Linked DNA regions of Homo sapiens: region 2 is linked to region 1. The links are chromatin loops, found by intact Hi-C in ENCODE. Cell type or tissue: A673. All regions are shown on one strand. Links, peaks and the distances in the headings refer to the core of each region. The heading gives the core; the rest is flanking DNA.

Region 1 (2,927 bases), core at 132-2,631:
ATGAGTGTGTCCATTTATTTATTACCATTATGTCACTAGTAAGAGCATTTTAAATCTTTCCCACTGTGCTACCTATTCTTTTTAAGATCAGAATAACACATTTAATACTGATGAGCTTTAGTTCTGAAGCCAAAGCGCTTGCTAACATTTCATCCCTGGATCAACAGACTCAACCACCCAGCCACAGATATTGCTGGACAATCATGGGTTTCCCCAGTAAGGGTGCAGCCTGCACCACTAAGCTTATTGAGTGTTTTTGAGCCTGCCTGCCTGCATGCCTGCCTGCCTGCCTGCCTGCCTGCCTGCCTGCCTGCCTTCCTTCCTTCCTTCCTTCCTTCCTTCCTTCCTTCCTTCCTTCCTTCCTTCCTTCCTTCCCTTCCTCCCCTTCCTCCCTCCCTCTTCCTTCCCTTTCCCTTTCCCTTCCCCTTTCCCTTCCTTTCCCTTCCCCTCCCCTCCCTTCCCCCTCTCTCTCTCTTTCTTTCTTTCTTTCTCACTCTGTCAACCAGGCTGGAGTGCAGTGGCATGATCTCAGCTGAGTGTAACCTCTGCCTCCCAAAATCAAGCGATTCTCCTGCCTCAGCCTCCTGAGCAGCTGGGATTACAGGCACACGCCACCTCGCCTGGCTAATTTTTGTATTTTTAGTAGAGATGGGGTTTCACCATGTTGGTCAGGCTGGTCTCAAACTCCTGACCTCGTGATCCACCTGCCTCGGCCTCCCAAAGTGCTTGGATTATAGGCATGAGCCACCGTGCCGGCCTGAGCTATGACCTACTTTCTACAGGAAACTAGAAGAAGAAACTAAAGATAGTTGGTGCTGGCCTTTCTAGTGTTGGTCAACCTCTTCCTCATTCTCTCTCTCTGTCATTCTCTCTTTCCTACTTTATTGAACTATAATTGACATATAACATGTTGTTGCATATATTGATAGTTTGTTTCTATTACAGACTAGTATTCCATTGATTGGAAATACTACTGTATATTCACCTGTTGATTTGTGGATGGACTTTTGGGTTGTTTCTAGTTACTGACTATTACAAATATTTTGCTCTGGGCATTTCCTACACATCTTTGTGTGGACATATTCTTTCCTTTCTCTTGGATAAATATTGAGTAGAATGGCTGAGTCATATGATATGTGAATGTTTAACTTTTGAGGAAGCTGCCAAACTGTTTTCCAAATAATTAATACCATGTTACATTTTCACCAGCAGTGATGAAAGTTTCAGTTCCACTATATCCAAGTCAACATTTGCTAGGGTCACTCTTCTAAATTGTAGACATTCAGTGGGTGTGCAGTCGTATCTCATTGTGGATTTAATTTGCATTTCCCTGATGACTAGTGAAGCTGATCGCCTTTTCATGTGCTTAATGCGCCATTTATACATTTTCTTTTGAGAAGCATCTATTAAACTATTTTACATTTTAATTGGATTATTCATTTTATTATTGTACTGATATGTAATGGGAATCTGACTTTTATATCCCTCCCTCACCCCAAAGTCAAATTATTCCAAGACTATTTATTGAGCATTTGATCTTTTCTTCATGTTTTAAAATATGTGTTAGATTTTGTTATGCAGAGATCCGTTTTTAGATTTTAATGTGTGCCACTAATCTCGTTTATCCTCCTGCTAGTACCAAACTAGCTTAAACCTGTGACTTTATAGCATGTTTTAATGAGATAATCCCCTTTCATTAACTTGCCCCCACAAATGCGTTTAATATACAAACTAATTTTGAAAGAATTCCTATTTTAAAAGTATTGAATCTTCCCCTTCAAGAATATGGTACTAGTTCCATTTATTTAGGTATTTTTTCTTAAAAGTTATGTAATGTTCTTTATTGAAGAATAACATACTTTTGCTAGATGATGATTATCTTGCAAATATTTATTATAAGAAATCCATTTAGTTTTGTACTTTAATTTATATATGCCCACTTTTCTGAGTTACAAATTTTTTTCTAATAGTTGATTGAATAGTTATCAGGTATTTTAGTTTTTCTATTAACAAGCAGGCAATCTGAGGACAACTTATTTTCAATTGTTTATCACTTTTTTCTTTTCCAGCTTAATTCATTGACTAGAATGTCAGTACAAATGGATATCCTTTTCTTATCCCTTATATTAGTGGAATACTTCTAGTATATCGTTGTTAAATAAGATTTCTGTTGGTTTCTAATAAGTTTTCTGTAGTTTTCCCCATTCCCAGATTACTAAGTGTTGTACTTGTAATTATATTTTGATTTGTTGGTGGTGGTGTTTTATCTTCCTTTTAAAAAAGTAAATGTTGAATTTTACCAGGCAAGTCATTGGTGCTAATATTTTTTCTTAATAGTGTGGTGAATTGCATTAAGAGATTTCCTAGTGTTAACCCTTTTTGGTTGGATCATAGCATTCTGCTAATATAATGTCAGATTCAATTATATTCATAAAGTTGACTGGTCTATACAGTTATTCTCAAAGAAAGGTGGTACTTCCTGCTGACTATTCTCCAGGGACATTTGGGAATGTGAGGGAGTAGTTTTTGCTGGCCACAATGGGCAGGGTGCTAAGGACCCTGGAATTCATGGAACAGTTAATGCAACAAAGAAGCTTTTCATCCCCAAAGCCAATTCCAATCCCACTGAGAAAAACTAATCTGTAGTTTTGTGGGGGGGAGATTTGTTTTGTCTATTTTTTTATAGTTTATTTTAGTCTCTTAGAATGAATTGGAATTTTTTTTAAATGTTAATACTTGGGGAACAATATAAATTCCATAGGAAGTAATATGTTCCTTAGTGGTTTGATAAATTTCATCCACAAATCCATCTGAATCTGGTGCCTTTTGAGGGGGGTGAAGGAACTTTTTTAACGATTATATTCTCTATGTTTTTTGTTTTGGGTATATTCAGATTATCAAACTATTACATCAATTGTCATAGTTTG
Region 2 (2,927 bases), core at 121-2,620, 88 kb before region 1:
TTAAAAATGTATAGGTAGATACTTTATTTGGCAAACAATGTTAGCTATCACTTTTACCATGTTCACTATATTGTTCACAGTATGATAAGTATTACTCCAGGTGTCTTAGGTACATTAATCAATTCAATTCTTATAGTCATATGTGGCAGCCTTACTATTATTATACCCATTTTACAGAGGAGAAATCTGAGGCAAGGAGACATGACATAACCTGCCCAAGGTCATACTGGCAGGACAAGGATTTGAACCTAGGCAGTTGGATTCCCTAGCGTACTGTACTTGTAACTACTATGCAGCACTGCCTCTCTTCCTCCTTTTCTTAAAAAAAGAAATGTATGTGCTTTATTTGAATTCTGACTCAACCAACCAAACTGTTAAAAGTTATAAGAAAATCAGGGGATTGTGAACTTACCGAATATTTGATGATATCAAGTACCTCTGATTAATTTTTTAACTGTGATGATGGTAAGGTAGTTTCCTTATAAAAGAGTTCTTTTAAGGACAAAACAGCTAAATATGTAAACATAAAGTTACTTACAGCATATGTATTATGCTGAGTTATTTACAGAAGAAATTAAATGATGCTTGGGATTTGTTCCTCTATATTATCTTTAAATATATTCATTTTAATTGATATACATTTGTACATATTTATGGGATACAGTGTGATATTTTGATACATGTATATACAATGTGTAATGATCAAATTAAGGCAATTAACATATCCATCACCTCAAACCTTCATCATTTCTTTATACGGGTAACAGTCAAAGTCCTCTCTTCTAGCTATTTGAAAAAATACAATAAATTGTTGTTTGCTATAAGTCACTCTTCAGATCTATAGAACACTAGAACTTATTTTTGCTATCTAGGTATAACTTTGTACATCCATTAACCAAACTCTCCCTATCCCTCCCTGTCCCCTAGGCTTCCTGGTATCTAGTAAGCACTATCCTACTCTCTACTTCTGTGGGATCAACTTTTTTAGCTCCCACATAGGAGCGAGAACATTGCAGTATTTATCTTTCTGTGCCTGACTTACTTCGCTTAACATGCAGTCCTCCAGGCTCACCCGTGTTGCTGCAAATGACAGGATGTATGTAATTTAAAGTGTCAAATAGCTCTGAGGCTTGCCAGGAAAGAGGAGTCCTTGCTTGCTTCCTACAATTTTACCTTCCCCAGAGCTACCACTTTCAGTTGTTTTGGCAGCCTCATTTGATATTTGCATTTAATCTGTAAGATTTTTTTTAACTTCTTTTTGAAAATTTTTAAAATTGTGAATGATATGTTTTGAAATATGTGCTATGTGGAATTCTAAGGTTTTTATTTCTTTTTATCTTACTAGTTTGGAATATTTATAGATGTACCATGTGCAAAGTGTACCATTCACATACTCCCATCCTGAACCTCCTTTTCTTAGTATAGTTAGGTCATGATTTTGACTAGGCCATTATTCAGTGTTAATAGGATGATGACCTTGTTAATGCTGTTCATACCTGAGCCATGTAGAATTCTATGAATCCTTTTCCTCTTCTGCAAATTTTTTGTTCTATTTAAACTAATTGTTCTTTTGATGTTTGCTTAGTTTTCTATGTGCTTTTTACTCATTCAGTCCTAAATGCTCTTGGTTATCCAAATCTCCTCTTGATATACTACTTCTTGAGTCTTTTTGCTTATCACCCAAGGATTTCCCTTCACAATTATGCCAGGAATTCCTTTTTTTCTCCCTCTTGTATTGGACTCCTGTTTCCTGTATCACATGCCTGTCTTTTTCTTAGTTTCCTCCCTGTTTTGCAGAAGAACATCTGCCAATAGAATTCTAGGTTGTCAACTGCCTTCCTCATTGCTTCATTGTCTTCTAGCTTTCAGGGTTGCTGTTGAAAAGTCCAGAGACTTTCTGATTCCTAATCTTTTGCTTATGAGCTTCCCTACCTGCTTTTTGATATTTTATAGGACCTTTTTAATATCCTTACAGTTAAAAAAACACAACTCATGATGACAGATGCTGTGTTTAATGTGGGCATATTGAAATCAAATGAAATGGGCAGGTAGGCACTCAGTGGGCCCTTACAGTCTACACAGTTATGACCTTACGTTTTAGGAAATATTTTGAGTTAGTCATTTGACTTCACTCCACCCCATTTCCTTTACTCTTTTATTCTGGAATTCTATTTGGCTATTAGACCTGCTGGACTCATTTTGTAGCCTTCTCATTTTTACTGTTCTAGTCTTCTTTACTTTTTTTTTTTTAACTCTACATTTTGGGCACATTCCTTAAAGTTATATTCCAATCTGTCTACTGAATTTTTTTTGAATTCTTAAAAATTGACATATAAAATTATAAGTATTTATCATGCACAATATGATGTTTTGAGTATATATATATTGTGGAATGGTTAAGTCTAGCTAATTAACAAATGCATTACCTCACATAGCCACCATTTGTTTGCGGTAAGAACAGTTAACATCCACTCCCTTGGCATTTTCCAAGAATACCATGTATCATCATTATCTATAGTCACTGTCCTACACGATGGATCTGACCTTATTCCTCCTAACTGCAATAGATCTCCTGTCTAACTGTAAATATGTATCCTTTGATCAACATCTTCCCAACTCCCTCTCCCCACAACCACCCCAGCCTTTGGTAACCACCACTTTGCTCTCTACTTCTGTGGGAAAAACTTTTTTAGATTTTGAATTACCACTTTTTAAGCATCCTGTTTTTGTTTGAATAAGTGCAATATATTCTTCTCGATGTTACTATTGTTAAACCTATTCATCTGCTCAGATTCCAGAGAGAAAAATCTTTCCGTCTCAGGCCTTAGATGATGTAAGACTGGCTTCAGATGCTATTTAGCTCTGATAGGCGGAAGAGATAATAAGAAAGAAGACAAGCTTCAGCTCTGAACTGCCTGTATCTCATC

Evidence for each region. Peaks named below come from ENCODE experiments on the same cell type or tissue, not always from the same donor. Only the 100,000 strongest peaks of a DNase experiment are listed, where the experiment ranks them.
Region 2: it touches region 1 in a loop (5-fold over the local background); 1 of 110 quality-filtered maps calls a loop at or near these places.

Annotation. Positions count from the first base shown.
Region 1 is chr9:110,890,216-110,893,142 of GRCh38, reverse strand. All of the region lies in intron 5 of LPAR1 (lysophosphatidic acid receptor 1), which reads left to right. Among named protein-coding and RNA genes, the nearest start is that of LPAR1, 150 kb to the left of the region's middle. In A673, for the core only: no CTCF peak of the experiment used is centred there; DNase peaks (open chromatin) are centred at 232, 462 and 1,282; H3K27ac peaks cover 2,292 bases.
Region 2 is chr9:110,978,624-110,981,550 of GRCh38, reverse strand. The region is part of intron 2 of LPAR1 (lysophosphatidic acid receptor 1); the gene reads left to right. Among named protein-coding and RNA genes, the nearest start is that of LPAR1, 58 kb to the left of the region's middle. In A673, for the core only: no CTCF peak of the experiment used is centred there; a DNase peak (open chromatin) is centred at 1,100; H3K4me3 peaks cover 437 bases; H3K27ac peaks cover 1,993 bases.